Linked DNA regions of Homo sapiens: region 1 is linked to region 2. The links are chromatin loops, found by intact Hi-C in ENCODE. Cell type or tissue: lower leg skin. All regions are shown on one strand. Links, peaks and the distances in the headings refer to the core of each region. The heading gives the core; the rest is flanking DNA. Region 1 holds the start of LOC105372224 (a long non-coding RNA gene). Region 2 overlaps LOC105372225 (a long non-coding RNA gene).

The links. A loop is a pair of places that touch in the nucleus more often than their neighbours do. Peaks named below come from ENCODE experiments on the same cell type or tissue, not always from the same donor. Only the 100,000 strongest peaks of a DNase experiment are listed, where the experiment ranks them.
Region 1: it touches region 2 in a loop (11-fold over the local background); 2 of 110 quality-filtered maps call a loop at or near these places.

The regions. Positions count from the first base shown.
Region 1 is chr18:78,922,326-78,930,656 of GRCh38, reverse strand. LOC105372224 (a long non-coding RNA gene) reads left to right here and starts at 3,284. Exons shown (of 4, transcript XR_935678.3): 1 at 3,284-3,573; 2 at 5,429-5,864; 3 at 7,200-7,370. RefSeq lists an enhancer at 3,069-4,268. In lower leg skin, for the core only: no CTCF peak of the experiment used is centred there; DNase peaks (open chromatin) are centred at 3,386, 4,206 and 5,786.
Region 2 is chr18:79,001,864-79,010,194 of GRCh38, reverse strand. The region is part of intron 2 of LOC105372225 (a long non-coding RNA gene); the gene reads left to right. Among named protein-coding and RNA genes, the nearest start is that of SALL3, 26 kb to the right of the region's middle. RefSeq lists an enhancer at 2,087-3,286. In lower leg skin, for the core only: no CTCF peak of the experiment used is centred there; no DNase peak of the experiment used is centred there.

The DNA.
Region 1 (8,331 bases), core at 40-8,039, 79 kb after region 2:
GGCGTACTAGTTTGATATTCATGTATGAATCAGATCAAAAGGAAGGAAAATATTTTGTAGCATACAAAGATTTAGCAAACACAAGGCTGAACAGTTCCGTTAGACACATTCATGTCTGTGTGCCTATATCCAGTCTATATCCAAATCAATAATCCATACCCGTATCTATATCACCTCCACGTCTCTCTCTGCCTCTGTCTCTATACCTATCTGTGTCATGTGAAGACATTATTTAGGCTGGTATTATTTTTAGGAGCCCTGACTCCTCTGTGGCACACTCCTTGCTAAGATTCGCAGTCTGTGTGTCTCACACACCTTTCTTTTAGAGATCTCAGTTGACTGTTCTGTTCTATTGGAATTCCCAGTTGACTATTCTATTCTATTGGAATGAGAGATTTTTCTTCCCAGCTTCTGCTTCCCTGGACATCCGTGACCACAGGAGACGGTTTCTGGCATCATCTAAGCAGCATGGTTCTGCTCTTTTGAACAGGGATTCTATGAACAGTGATTCTCCTTGTGAACATTTTTAAGAAACAGAAATGGAATTAATAACAATGAGTTAGGTTATTATGTTAAGGCTTTAGCTCACGGCTATACAAAATAAAGCAGAAATCTGTGTATCGTTTGTATTCTTTCATTGTGTCTGTCAGGTTGACATGTAACCTTCCTTCCCCATGTCTCCCTCCTGTTGTTGTCAGCCGGCATCACCTGTACGTACATATCATGTATGTGTGGAATCACGTGTGCGGCCTTCTTTGTGTTTGGCTTTTGTGCTACATGCTTTAGGGAGTCACCTTCGTGGTCACACATGTCACTGCTTGCTCCTTTTTATTCCTGAGTCTTTTTTTTTTTTTTTTTTTTTGACAGAGTCTCGCTCTGTCGCCCAGGGTGGAATGCAGGGGCACGATCTTGGATCATTACACGTTCCGCTTCCCGGGCTCAAGCCACCCTCCCGCCTCAGCCTCCTGAGTAGATGGGACCACAGGTGCACACCACCACGCCTGGCTAATTTTAATGCCTTTTGTAGAGAAGTGGTTTTGCCACGTTGCCCAGACTGGTCTCCAACTCTGGGCCTCAAGTGATCCGCCTGCCTTGGCCCCGCTAAGCGCTGGGATTACAGGCGTGAGCCATGACACCTGGCTGCTGAGTCATTTTTGATTCTTTTTCCATTTATCCTGCGGCCTCCTTTTTCTGAGGTATGGGGGCTGAGGTCTAGTTTAAAGGATGAAGGGGTTATAGGATAAACAAAGGAGTTTTAGAAACAACAAAATCCCCCATTGCCACTATTTGCTAAAGTGACGGTGACCATCATGTAACTGACCTTGGTCCCCCCCCACCCCAACGTCTCCACTCCACTCCCCTCCTCTCTATCATGGTCTTTCTACCCCACTGCTCTGCGCATTCTCAGCACCTGCCTGCCGATAACTGGTGTCGAGTTAAAGAAGACCAAGAATTCCAGGAAATCAAAATCCCTGTGCTTCTTTAGAGATATTCACACGTCAATGCTCAAATTCACATGGAAAAGAAAGAGACTTAGAAGAGCCAAAATCAGCTTGAAAAAGAAGAACAAAATTGAAGGGTCGCTCTTCCTGATTTCAAAATGTTCTAGGAAGTACAGTCGTCATGGCAGCATGGCTCTGGTGTAAGGAAGACTTGGACCAATGGGATAAAATTTAGAGCCCCCGGTAAACCCTTGTATACATGGTCAATTGATTTTTGACAAGAATGCCAAGAAAACTCAATTGACCATTTCTACAAATTCTGCTGGGACAACTGAATATCCACATGAAGAGAATGATCTCAGACTCCTACCTCACACATACACACACATTAACTTACAATGGATCACAGACCTACGTGTGAGACCAAAACTCTGAAACTCTTAGAAGAAAACACAGGAGCAAATACGAGTTATGACCTTGAGTTAGTCAATGGTTTCTTAGCACATGGAAAACACAAGCAACAAAAGGAAAAAATAGATAAATTAGACTTCATCAAAATGAGAGATTTTGTGCTGAAACAATACCATCAAGAGAGTGAAAAGACAACTCAAAGAATGGAAAGAGTATTTGCAAATCATAGGCACCTAAATTCAGAATATGTAAAGGACTCTCACAACTCAGTAAGAAAAATATTACAAAAGGACTCTCACAACTCAGTAATAAAAACCAAATAACCCAACTTTACACATGGGCAAAGGATTTACATAGACGTTCCTCCAAAGATTTATGGATGGCCAATACACATGTAGGTTTAGGAAACGTTTAATACGGCTAAAGATCCACGAGGTTCCTGGTTTACGAATGCCACGGTGATCTCTGGAAGTCGCACAGTGGGCGCGCATCACCGTGCTGGATCACGGAACCTTTTGCTCGGAGTATCCTCAGCAGTGACTGCCCTGTGGAGGCTTCCCTGGAACACGGACAGAGGCCTTAGCCTGTTCTAGCTGCAGGAACCAAGTACTGGAGACTGAGTAATTTATAAACAATGGAATGTTACTGCTCACAGTTCTGGAGGCGCCAGTGGATTCAGTGCCTGGACTGTTCCTCGTGAGTGGCCTTTCAAGGTGTCCTCACGTGGCCAAAGGGGGCACAGGAACATGCTCCAGCCTGTTTTATAAGGGCACAAATCCCATTCACGTTGGTGCAGCCCTCATGATTTAATCACTCCTCAAAGCCCCCACCCTGAACACTGTCACTTCAGGTACGAGGCTGTCACATCGGGATTCTGGGGCGTCAGCAACATGCAGACCGGAGCAATAGAGTTTTTATTCCACACGAGAGTATACAGAAGCCTGGGGGATGAAAATGCGTTTTCTGCGCTTGCTCACCTAATGAGGGGTGGACAGACCACGTCCCACTCTCTCCAGCTGTATTCATCATCGGCATTCACCCATGCTTCCGTGGCCCACATCTCTGCTTTCTGGTAATCATGACAGGCTTATCCCGGGCTGTACAAAGCAGGAACAATCTAAACAAAGCATGGATTTTCTCAGGAGCATCTTCAGAGATGATTTATCTGAGTTTTGCCCTCTTCCTTTCTACGACTTAACCAGTAGCAAAACTGAGCACCTTCTGCTGGACTAAATTTGCCCAGCTCTGGCGTCATTTCCAACCCCCTGCCTTTATTAAGAGGCATGATCAACACAGCAGGAAGCCACGGAGAGCTCCAGCGGAAACACACAGTAGCAAGAGCTGTGATGTGGACAAGTTCCTGGCCCAGTGTGGCGTATCATTGGTTTCCAGGGCCAACGTCCCCCCCCAGGGGCCGACAGGCTCTGAGCATTTGCTGTGCAATCTCCGCCTGTCTTGGAAACCAGTGGCCTCAGAGCCCCTGCTCACCCGGCTTCATACCTGAGCATGGAACTCACTGGAAAATGTGGCAATGCCTAACAAAGCCGTGGCTCTTGAGTGTGACTTGGGCAAGAGCTGCTTCCAGGTTCTCAGAATGACACCTCCAAGATGGGCACCAAGCTGGTTCCCCACGGTGCCCACATCCTGAAGTGTCCCAGATCACACAGCAGCGGCGGATTTGAGTCACCCCAGGCCTCTGCAGACAGGCGCAAGAAATAAGGTGGCATATCATGATGTCACTTCTGTGTTTTTGGATAGTTTTGCTCCTACAGGGGTATGAAGAGGAGAATGTGAAGCTTTTAACAAATTCTTGTGGCAGAAACACCTTTTGTGTGTTTGACAGCTAGAAATCTTTCTTTCTCTTTTTTCTTCTTTCTCTCTCTCTTTTTTTTTTTTTTTTTTTTTGTGATGGAGTCTCGCTCTTTTGCCCGGGCTGGAGTGCAGTGGCACATTTCTTGGCTCACTGTAACCTCTGCCTCGCAGGTTCAAATGATTTTCTTGTCTCAGCCTCCTGAGTAGCTGGGACTATAGGCGTGAGCCATCACACCTGACAAAGTTTTGTATTTTTAGTAGAGAAGGGGTTTCATCATGTTGGCCAGGCAGGTTTGAACTTCTGACCTCAAGTGATCCGCTCCCCTCAGGCTACCAAAGGGCTGGGATTATAGGTGTGAGCCACCGTGCCTGGCAATTTCCGGTTTTAGTGAAGCTAGATGCTCTCAGGGTGTTGCTTTCATTGTGTTAATGAGATCTCATTTTTGCTTTTGGAGATGGCCCAGATGAAAGCTGCCCGCTGCCCTTTCATGTCTGCAGACCCTCGGAATTGGGTGTCTGCACCCTGCTCCCACCTTTGAGGGCCAGAGTCCTGCCCTCCCCTGCCCGTGCTCCCATTCCTGAAGGACCGTGGAAAAACACGAGAGAGGGCGAGAGCTGGCCGAGCCCCGATCCCACCTCCTTTCCCTCAGCTGCCCCCATGGCAGCGTGGAGCAACCATCGCCACCATCTAATTCTAGAACCTTCTCATGGCCCCACATGAAACCCGCACCCCTCAGCAGTCCCTCACTCCCCTCCCTGCTTCCAGACCTGGTAAGCCGCTCCTCCATGTCTGTCTCGCGGATTTACGGGCTCTGGACTTCAAGTAAATGGAGTCGCGCCCGAGGCAGCGTCTCGTGCTGGCTTCTCTCCCGGAGCGCCGTGTTCTCACGGCTCACCCGCGGTGCAGAGCGCCCCAGGCCGCCCTTTCTTTTCTTGGCTGAATATGCTGTTCCCGGCTGTGGGTCTTTTCTTGGCTGAATGCCGTTCCGGGCTGTGCGCACTCCGCGCTGGGCCTGCATTCACCAGCCCACGCACATCGGGGTTGCTTCCGCGTTTTGGCTGTTTGGAGAACGCTGCTGTGAGCTTTCCCGTGCAGGCCTTCGGGTGGCAAGCCTTCCTTCGACCTGGGCACACATCGAGGGGTGGGAGTGCTGGGCCGCGGCGGCTCCGCGTGTGGCTTCCCGAGGGCAGCCAGGCTGCTTTCCACGGTGGCCTCCGGGTGTGCCCTCCCCTGCTCGTGGAAACTGGCTGGGCTCGTCTGGCTGGCGGTGAGGCCGACTTTGCAGGCTGTGTTTCTGTAGCCAGCAGCTGTGACGAGCACGGGCTCTGGGAGTCCCGTGAGGCCTGGATTTTAGACAATCCTCAGGTGCGCGCAAGTAAAAAGAAGGTGCAGTGCGCTCTTCCACGCCTGACGATACATTTTCCTACTAGCTCTAATTTCACGTAAATGATTGCACAAGATATTTCATGCACACTGAAACGCACGATACAGCACAGAGCCAGGGACACATTGAAAGAAACGAGCCTCAGCAGCGCAGGGGAGGGCTGCCCTCCCTCCTGGGTCTCAGCGCACTTGCCCTCCTTTCTCACTGTGCGCGGTACCAGGTGTGCGACCGCGTGGCTTCACGCCCTCTTGCGTCTTTGCTAACCCTGTGGGGATGGCCCAGGCGGTCCGAGCCGGTGCCCTCGGCCTCAGCTCGGTGTCTCAGCCGCCGTCTCAGGGCGTCTCCAGCATCTTCCTCACCGGCTGCTTCCAATTCCAGGAAACCTGCTCCTCCTCCCGGATTTCCTGGGCCGACGCCCGTGTCCCTGTGGGTTCCTGTCCTTCCTCAGAACATGAGCATCGAGCCAGGAGCAAAGCCCCGCGCTGTGGCTCAGGTGCAGCTGTGGGGATCAGTTTCCACCAGTGAGGGGCATGAAAAGGCCACGTGAAAATTCTCCCTCCTTGGAGCAAACGGCGTCCAGGGCCCCGGATTTTCACCCCCTCCCCAGGGTGGAAAGGAGGCATCTGCAACAGCTTCAACCACGAAGACGAGGACAGGACCTGGGACCAAAACCACAAGGTGGAGAGCGGGCCCGGCCCACCTGCAGTCTCGCCTGTTGCTTGCGGATGGCGTGAACCGCTAGCCTCTGGGAGCTTCTCCGCTTGGGGGCCTCTTTGTTCTAGAAGCTTAGTCTTTATCCTAATACCCCGGCTCGGTGAGTTGAACTTCCATCCACTCGGATGCTGAATTAGGGTCCGGATGGACCCCTGATCCCTCGCTCCACCTCGTCACCCACCCAACCCTTTTCACCTAAGTGACCCTTTTGGGCCCTGAGCTCTGACGGAGGGTGAGGCCAAAATGCTGGCTTGCAGATGTTTGGTTTGGCTCTCATGCTTTGTCCAGATATGTTTTACAGGTCCTGTCCCCAGGTAGGCACGATGTTTGGACAACAGACACCTGTGGCACTGGACTAAGGCTGCCCAGGGGCAGGGGGCGGAGCGCTGCACACCTGAGCGTGGCAGCTGTGACTGCCACGGCACCGACTCTTACCAGCTGTGCGGCTCTGGGCTAGTGCCTCGACCGGCCAGCTGTCAGAGGTGGTTCACAGATAGTCGTTCCTATCTTATAGCACCACGGTGAAGGTTGCAAGAGTTCATCCGTGTGAGGATTCTGAAGGGCGGCCACAGGGAGGACAGTAAGTGATGGTTTCATCTGCGTCCTGCCCTGGGTCGTTGACTACTCATGCTTCCCTCTCACCCTTGCCCCTGCCCACATTAGGCCGCCATCCTGCAGGGGCAGGTGCTTAACCTTCACCGTGGCATCCAAGGCTCGTGCCCAAGGCCTCTCTGACCCCTTTCTTGCTGCCTTTGGCCTCCACTCTGCCCCAGCCCAGAAGCCCTGACATGCCCTGCGACATCTAAGTTTTTTCCACTGTGTTTAAATACTTGCAAAGATATAATTCCCATTATATTGAGATACATATTGATCTTTTAAAGTTAAACTTCTACAATACCTTTAAAATCTATCATATGGAATCTAAATACTATAGTAATTTGATACATGCTAGCTATTGTCCACTGAAAAATACATACTCAGGCGCCTCTCGACAGCTGGAAGGTTAATATTGTTTTTTCCTTTTAAACATGTATTTCTGTTTCTCTCCCCAATAGAAACGTACCCCAGTGCTATGTAGATATTATGTTTGAAGTTTGTTGTCCATTATCTTACACTTCTCTGCCAGAAAAATATGCATGTAGCTAAAATTAAAATAATCGTAAAAGTTTTATGTCCTTAAGGCTCTAATTTTTTTCTGGTATTAATATAATTATCATTAGTGCATAGTTAATCAAAAATAAAGAGATTAAAAAATTTGATCAATAATTATTAATAATCTTAATAATTATTAAACATGATCAGAAGAATGTTTATTAATGGGATGGATACAGCTTTTCCCTCCTACTTAGTTATATATTTGTGGATAAATATTCCTCATTGCTAGAATGGGATAGTGTTTTATCTGCAAACCTACTCCTGTTTTCTGTGTTTATAGATGCAAATACTGAGAAATATAAGTGAATAGAAATGGAAGGAACTTCATTGTACAAACAGCACTCAATGCTTTGATCTCCTTCTGAGTTACACGCCATGAGTTACACGCCAATGATCACACGATGGTCTATCACCAAAAGGATTTCTGATGATGGATCAGCCCAGGACTCAGGTAGGTGCTCCCTCCACCTTGTTGGATGCATTTGTCTTGTAAAAGCTCGCTGTCATGAGCCCCCGTGGCTCACAGGTTTGTGGATCTGATGGCACTGTTGCCATTCTCCCGCTGCTTCCTGAAGTCGGCTGTCACCCAGCGCCAGTGTGTGCGAGACTCGGAGGGGAGGGTAGGCGGGGGGTTCACCGTCACAGGCACGTTCTCAAGCCAACTGGCGTGAGGCAGGAGCAGAGTGGAAGCTGAGGACCTGGGCACTGATCACCCCAAGGCCATCCGTGGCACAAACCCTTTGAGAGTTGCGGGCTTTCCCCTGCTGCCCTTGCACTGAAGGGCCCCGGTTTGTCTCACTCCCGAACTTGCTTTGTTCGGGAGCTTCGTCTGTGGGGTCCTTCACTACTTGCCATCTGTCAAGCACCTTCCCTCTGCTGACGGGTGACCCTGCCATGCAGAAACCCCTTTGCTAAAGTGACCTGACCCTGCATGAGAAACCCACAGAATATGGAGTCTTGTGAAGATGTTTCGCCAGTCAAAAAAAGTGGCTGCAGGTAGCCACCTTTCCACATCCTGGAACTCTACGAGCCCATTCATTCATTCATTCTTTCCTCATCTGTTTATTCCGGAAACATTCATCAACAACTACTATGCATCAGGCATGCAGCCGTGGGCAAGAATGACAAAGAAAACATGGTTTTTATCCCTAAAGAGTTCAAAGTCTAGAGACAGGTAGGTGCAAATGTCTGTAACAGCAGTTTTGTGTCACTGGCAAGACAGTGACAGGTGTGGGTGTGGGTGGAGTTCTCAGCTCCACCAGGATGGAAAGGGAGACTGGATGGTGTTTCCTGGAAGAGGTACTCTCCTGGATGAGCCCTGAAGACCACAAAAGGCACGGGCTGAGTGGGGAGGCTGGGAGTGAAAGGGGGTGCCCACAGCCCACAGGTGGCCGCCGTGTTTGCTTTGGATG
Region 2 (8,331 bases), core at 179-8,178:
TGAATCCAAATTCAAATTTGACACTAAGGCTTAAGCCCAAGAATCAGACTCAAGATTCTAATAACCACTGGGTTATAAACTCCTAGAACCAAGAATGATTTCAGAAATATATTGCATTTGCTTCAAATTTTAATTTTAGGTTCATATGGAAATGTTCCAGGATACCATAGTGCATATGAAAATTAAATGTAAATGCCTAGAATTCAGTCCCTGTTGACAGCTGAATTCCAGCGATGGTTGCAAAGTATCTAGATCTTGGCTCCACAAAGCAGGTGCTCTGAACAGACTATTAATTGCAGTAAGAATAATGCTCTATGATTACAATGGAAGCAAGATACAGTGTACGTTTAACAAATGGAAACACACCATCTACTTGGGCTGTTTATTCATTCCAGGACCAAAACAGCTACTGAAATTTCTGAGTTTCTAATTTAGAAAATCTTAAATAGGGAGAGAAAGGTTTGGACAAGCCTGGCTAACAGTTTTCAAAAACTCATTAGTCCTGTAAAATTTCAATTTATCCTCTCAAATTTGCAAGGCTTCCAGCGCATTTACCAATAATACCCTTTCTTTTCAAGTTATCCTCACCTCCATCTGCAGTTCCCCATATCATTAAACTGAACACGGGAATGTGACCGCAGAAAACCATTCAGCATTCCCTGTCAATAATTACTATTAAAAGAAGAGAAAGAGGAGAGGTGGAAGAGATTAAAGTTCCCTGGTGGACTGGCTTCCCTCTTCAGCCAGATTTCTGTGAAATTCAGAGAATATTTCTGCATTTATAACACAAATATCAGCTTATCAACAACTATTCATTGGACCCTTGTTACGGGCAAGGCTTTGCGGCTGCCTCCACGAAGGTGAGAACGTACATATATTTCCCTTGTGATACACAATTCACATAATCACGCGTAGGATAATTCAACTAACACGCAGGCCTGCGTCCGAAGCATCTCTCGGGTGTTAACACGACCCTGGCCCACAGCGGTTGGCAAGGTGAGTATCCCGCAGTGGGCCACGCGGGCTCCTCTGATGAGGAAGATGGAATACATGGACAGTGTGCAGACACAGGCCAGGGAGTGGCGGGAGCATCATCCAGAAGCGGGACCGTTTGCAACCACCTCGCATATCGCTTTCTGGAGCGAAAGGTGGCCCAGTGGCCCCTTCACCCTGCAGACAGGCCACTGGAGTGGCTTTGTCCTGCTGGTCCTGGCTCCAGTCCTGGGCCTGCCTGTGGCTATCTGCATCAGAGCTCAGAGTGTGATGGCTTCACTCTACCCCCATTATCAAATTTAACTCCCCCAAAGGCTGCAGCATCCCCTGGCCCCCTGGCGAGGCTGAGCCTCAGCCCTAACTTTGGGGTCGGGGTCTGGAGTCTGTGGGGTGCTGTGCCCTGGCCCCATGCCTCAGGCTGCCTCACTTAGCTGGCTCTGCTGGAAGTCGCCCGGAGCCAGCCATGGACGGTGCAGAGCCCACCGCCCGCTTCCCTCCCACACATTGACCGGGTTGCTGGAGCAGTATCTCTGGACTGCGGATCTGGTCTCCTCGTTGCTCCGCTTACACATGGCCGATGGTTCCCTTTAGGAGGGATGGGTGCCTGAAAGAGCCGGGGGAGGCATTCTGGGCAGAGGGAGCCCTCAGGAATGGATGGCGTCAGGCTGGTGACCGTTTCAGAAGCCCGGCAAGGCGGACCCCTGGGTTCCACTTCACAAACCCCGCTTTTGAGATTCAGAGAGCACAGGCAACGGCCTGTGGGTAAAAGCTGTGCGAGTAAAAGCTAGAAACTAAACAGAGGACTCTCTGATCAGAGCCCAGGCCGTCTAGGATTAGCATGATGCCCACTAACCCACTTAGTTCACGGGGTTGGCAGGAAGCAGCCTCGGGCAGCATGGAGAGGGCTGAACAGGTCCTGTTGGCCAGGCATGCGTGAGGCTGGCGGCACAGAGGCTCAGGGCAGGAAGCCAGAGGGCCCCAGGATGAGCCACTGCATGGCCGACGACTCTTCTCCTCCATTGAATAGAATCGGGCGTTCAATTCAACGCCTTGTGTGTAATCTGTGGGAACATATATAGGTTCTCACCTTAGTGGAGCCAGCCGCAAAGCCTTGCACGTAACAAGTGTCCAGTAAATATTTGTTGATGAACTGATATGAGTGTTATAAATGCAGAAATATTCTTCAAACTTTACAGAAGTTCGGCTTCTGGGAAGCCAATCTGCCAGAAGTTTTAATCTCTTCTACCTCTCCTCTTTTTCTTTTGCTCTTTTTCTTTTGATAGTGAGCCTTTCTGGCTCACTTCTCAGCTGGGAGTCGCCCCAGGACACAGTGTAGGTCCAAGAAACCTAAGCAGAAGTCAGCTGAATGGGGTTTTTCCAGAAAAGCTTTCACTCTTCTGATCAAGAGATAGGATTGGCTTCCAGGCCTGGTGCCCTCGTTCTTTTCTCTTTCTGAGGGAGCGTGAATGCAATGGCTGGGTCTGCAGCAGCCATCCTGTGGTCACGTGGGGAGCAGCGTGAGAACAACCCACACACTAATGCCTGTGGGGGTGTCCGTGAGGTGCTGAGTCATCCCCAGCAACCCCCTCGCTCTGGACTTCGAGTTATGTGAGAAAAACAAACTCCGACTGAAGCTATGATATGGGGTTTCCATTCTTTGTAGTCAAATGCAAACTTTACTGATAGAACAAGGGCCTCGGATAAAAGGACATAAGGACACTGGGTGCCTTGGGCAGCACTGGAGACATACTTCTACTTCATCACAGCACAGGGCCAGCTCCCTCTTTAAGCACTGTTCAAAGCTTCCTTAAAGTGGTCCCAAGACCAGAAGCAGCTGTACCAGCCGCCTGGGATCTTGTCAGACTTACAGAGTCCCAGCCCCACCCAGACCTGGAGAACTGGAATCTGCATCTGACGCATGGCCAGGGCCCTGTGCCGATGTCACAGCACTAAGTCCAGTGCAGACCAGCGGTTTTAAATCCTGGCCTCACACTGATCAACACGTGGGCTGCCCTTGGACATTCTGATCCGATGGGCCTGCAGAGAGGTGGGCCAAGTTTCCTGCGGGAACCCTTCCCTCTAAGCTGTGAGGTGTACCTTTAACTGTTAGGTTAATTCTGGACCCAACTCCGCAGTCCCATTGGGTCATCACAGCTGACTAGCCTAGGGCTTAGGAGGCTGACCCTTCAGACTTGACCCCCACGTGGAGCTGTTGGGGTGACCGCGCCACGGGAGAGTTTTGCTGTGATTCTGTGTCCCCCCAAAAGGAAGGGCTCAGCAGTGGCCTGGGTGCCCAGACCTGCGTGCGGGGACAGCCTCCTGAGCCTGTGGAACTGGAACAGGAGAGAGACGTTATTTAAAATACAACCGTGAGTCGCAACCTGGTGCCGTGTGGGACCGAACGGAAAAGAGGTTGAGCCTCACGTGCTAAAATGACATCCCAGGGAGGCCGGCGGCTCCGGGTCAGCACAGAAGGGCGGGCCCGGGTCAGCGTGCGGCCGGCTCCCGCAGAGATCGCACCCCGCGTGGGGCGTCACAGCCACTGCTTCGGCCTCACATGGACGCCCACATTTTATTCCAAGATCCGAGTGTGACCGGGCAATGGGCCCACCCGGGACCCGCAGCCCCGCAGCACGGTGAGAAGCCACGGCCGCACGCTGCCCCGCGGGGCTCATCGGGTGCTGACTGTGGCCGAAATTCTGGCGGTCTGGAGGCAGCGTTGCCTTTACAGTTGGCGAGGAGCCATCGTGCCGGCCAGGGGACATGCCTGGGGGTGGCAGAGGCCGTCCCTGCGCAGTGCTCGCCCTGGGCCCCGAGGATGGGCCCCGCTCCCAGGGCCGGGTCTTCCCTCCCAGGGCGGCGCCTCGGTCCCCCGCGGTTCATTCCATGTCGCGGCGCAGGGCCTGGATCGAACGGGCTCTGCAGCCAGAGTGAGGGCTCACCCCGGACACGCCTGCAGGAACCATCCTGGCACCGACAGCCGAGGTCACAGGCTTCCCTGCGGCGCGACGGCTGCGCACCTGGGAGGGGAGGAGCTGCCCTCCGCCCTGGCCGGTGCTCGACGCCTCCGGAGCCCACGCGCCCTCCACCCCCACGAGAGCCTTGGGGTCGGGGTCACTGAGGGCTGCACGTGGGCTGCAGGGGCATCTGCTTTCGGGGCTGGCCCAGGGCTCGGAGCTCTGCCCCAGAGTCCCGGTCCCCAGAAAGCCTGGGGAGGGGACTCAGGAGCGTCTGCTGACTTCCCTCTGCTCCGCCGGCCTCCGTGGCTTCGTGCGGAGACACATGCGTGAGCGCTCGTGAAGAAGCAAGGCCGCTGCGAGACTCGGGGACTTACCTAAGAAGGGACTGTCAAAAGCGGACCGACCCCTGCTAGCTCGCCACTGGATCGGAACTCGGCCTCGAAGCCAGGCCCGGCGCAGGCCACAGCACAGCCCGAGAAACGGCTGCCCACCCGGCAGGCTCCTTCCCCTCACCTGTGGCTTCAGGAAGCCTGGCGTTCGTGTTGCCAGAGGACTTATTCTGCCACATCTTAAACCCTGTCTCTACTTAAAAACAAAAAACAAAACAAAAAAAAAACCCCAAAAAATTAGCAGGGTGTGGTGGCTCATCCCTGTAGTCCCAGCTACTTGGGAGGCTGAGGCAGGAGAATCGCTTGAACTTGGGGGGCGGAGGTTGCAGTGAGCTGAGATTGTGCCATTGCACTCCAGCCAGGGCAACAAGAGCGAAACTCCGTCTAAAAAAAAAAGAAAAAGCCATGGAGGAAGTTGCCCCACTGGGTAAGGAATCCTGTGGCTGGTGCCTCATCCTGAAGGACCAAGTAACGGGTTATATTCGCATCAGTGAATTGAGTATTCCAGAAGTGTCTCTGCAACACGTAGCCTTCTGCGGATGGAATTCCAACACATCAAGAGAAAAGCTCCATCTCTCTAATTACAAAAGCATGGGAAACACGAGTAATATCAAACACACAATTATTTAAATGCTTGTGAAATAGAGAATTTTTTTTCTTTTTTTTTTTTTTTCTGAGATGGAGTCTCACCCTGTGACCCAGGCTGGAGTGCAGTGGTGTGATCGCAGCTCACGGCAACCTCTGCTCCCGAGTTCAAGCAATTCTCCTGCCTCAGCCTCCTGAGTAGCTGGGATTACAGGCTCGGCTAATTTTTGTATTGAATATTTTCTAATATAATAATAATTAAGCCAGCCTTGCAAACATATGTCAAATGTTTCATCTGTGTCTGTGAAGTTTAGAAAAGCTAGGATTTTCTGATGTCAGGGAGTATGCATTAATAAAATAATTAAGCTCAGCATTATTTTCTACTTAAAAAGTTTAACTTGTTATTCTGGACAATTGGACATTTGCTGAGCTAAGTGCACCTCCTCTTAGACAGTTGATTGTTACTTCAAATAGTCACTCTTTCTTGTCCACACAGCTTATAATAAAGTAGAAATTTCGATTAAATATTATAATGAAGGTTAAAATAATTAAAAGTAGTTCTGAACAATTTTGCAAGATAAAGATTGGGAGTTAAGAAGCTTTTTTGAAGTGAACTTTTATCAAAAGGCAGGAAATACCCCCTTTCTGCAAGACCTTCTGATGCCCATGTTCTCCTTCTGGTTCCTTCAAAGATGAGCTATCTGGGTGTGGTGATGCTTTTTGCCCCTGTGGTTACAAATATTATTTCCATGCATTTATTACTTTTATGTGGCTTATAATTATTCATTTAACACTCCCAGAGCCAATCGAGTTAGATTCCATCAGCCACACACTGTGGGCAAATTGAGCTTTGACTTGGCCAATCCTTTAGTATTTGTGGTTGCGATCAGATCGATCCTGGAGCAATAGGCATCGATCCCTAAGGCAGGCAGCAAACACGTGTGGTCTGTCTCACACACACACTTTTCAGCTGGTGTACCGATGCCTACGTATGGAGGGCACCACGTGCACTCGTGAATTTGCTGTGCACCCACCAGGACAAGGTCTGAGCCCACTGACAATGGTTGGTTTGTGCCAAGTTGACACCCGAGCCCAGGGAGGACGTGAGGACACGAACTCCTCTGTCAGGTCCCCTTTTCAGGGCTTTTGAGAAAATCTTCAGTTTGCCTTCAGCTAAATACTAAGTCTAGCCATGATTTTCAGTTTTTCAGAGACAACTGAGTGTTTCTAAAACTAAGACTAATTCAGGCCAGTGGAAGGAAAAGGTTATTGGGTTCAGAGCTTGGTCTCAGGGACCATCCTTGAAAATAACCACATTATTGTTGTAATTTAAAACTTGGTCTACAGCTACTCTTCAGCAGACGGTGATGGAGGTGGCAGTGTCAAGGTTAAAACATAAATTGAAAGAACAGAGTAACCAAGCCATGAGATAACTTCTCAGTGAGAGACGGCAACGCACACGTGAATACATACACAGGGTCTTTAGGCAAGGAATTCGTGCCGAATGAATGAGGTGGGGGATTCATTAACTTCAACAACAGGTTAGATTTTATTTTCAGATCCTATAACATGTTCTGAGATGAGAATATGTTTAGAGTTTTGCTTGGGAAAAACTAATTACTTACAAATATTTATTAATAAAAGTTCATTTGCCCAAATTACCTACAGTCCCGAATTAACATCTGAGGTTTATGCACTCTATTTCTCAATAATAAATAAAGATCTAGTAGTTTCTTGGGTGAAATTATAGGCTGATTATTCAACTTACTACTCAGCATGTGTCTATAATGGCCAATAATAACTGCATTGTTTATCTTTAGAAGAATATGCTTTAACAGTACCCAGCTCTTGAATTACCAGTAGGATTTTTAAGAATCCCAAATATAAAGGGTCTGGGTTGCAAAATTTTTCTTGATGGTTCCAAACCTAACATTTTAAGTAGGCTGAAGCTGTGCAGTTCCACAGACCTGTCAGCTGTATTTCATGGTGGAGTGTGATGCTCTGTTACTAAAAATCACAAAGAAAAACAAACAAGGGTGAGAGGCTTATGTGCAAAATCTTCCTTAAATGATCTCAATGTGTGGGGAAGTCTTTCTACACTTTCTAATTGTGTATTCATGAGACTGTCACCATTTGACATGGAAAATGTTTTTCCAGGCCTGCTTGTTCTGCTGCAGCAGCGGCGTGACGGGGGGCAGGCATGTTTCTTCTGGGTAAATTGAGGTCACAACGGGAGCTGTTCTTAAACCGTCCTTGATACGGCAAAGAGAAAAAAAATCAAATAACAGAAACATTAAAAGACCTTGTCAGTTATAAAAATGATTTTGTCATTTAGATATTTTATCCCTATTTGTAAAAAGGTATTGGCATTAAAATTCAGATGTTCTTTAATTAAGCTAGAAGGAACACAAAATGGAATTAGTCATACCTAAAATAACCACGAGGAATGAAGGAAATAATTTACACTTTTCTGTAAAAATTCTAGTTTATAGATCATTCTGTAATTTAAAATAGGTGCATCATACCAACTTAGAAAGTATGGGGGAAGGGTTACCCATTTCCCATGTTCACAAATAATCACATTTGGAACGACTGTAATCAAACATTTATTTCCACATGTTTGAATCATATACAGTGAACGATTCATACCAATATGAACAAGTTCTTGCATCTTTCACTGCAGGGCGTGGCCTATGCATCATTTGTTTTGTTTTTCATTTACTGATGTAAAGAACTTTGGACAGAACAGAATACAAACATAATCTGACACCGTGACATCTCTTCTTCCTCTTATCTTACCAGCTTTCTGATTTTCCCACAGGGTTTTCCAAGCTCCGCGAAAGGCCAGTATTCGCTAGGAATGGTCTGTCCAAATGACAATCTATGATACTTCCAATGAAAACAGGCCAAAGATGCAGACGGTGGTAGAAATCAGGACAGTAACACCAATGTTCATAGTTTAGGCTCTCTGATATTCTACTAAGGAACAACAAGAAAAAAAACCACATTGTTTTCAATTGCATACTCTTTTGAATATATAGTGCTGTAATAAGGGGCTGTGCGTGTACTTGTGTGCAGGACTCATGGAAAAATCAAATATGTTTCTAACACCTCTTATCTAACAGAATATGCAGTAAGCATCAGTTCACAGCTTGATTTTATTTTACCAAGTATAGTTGCATTTTTAACATCAATAAGTTCAATGGCTTTTTCTTATAAAAGATACAAACACATTTTTCATGATCCAAAAATGATTCCATGTAGTTTCTTTAGCAAATTTATTTGTAATTGATTTTTCATATCTATGGGAGAATATTTTTAGGTAATAACTCATATTTTCTCTCTCTATATAAATACCATCAATTTTTTTCATGATTATTTTTGGGTAAAGAGAAAGATGTACA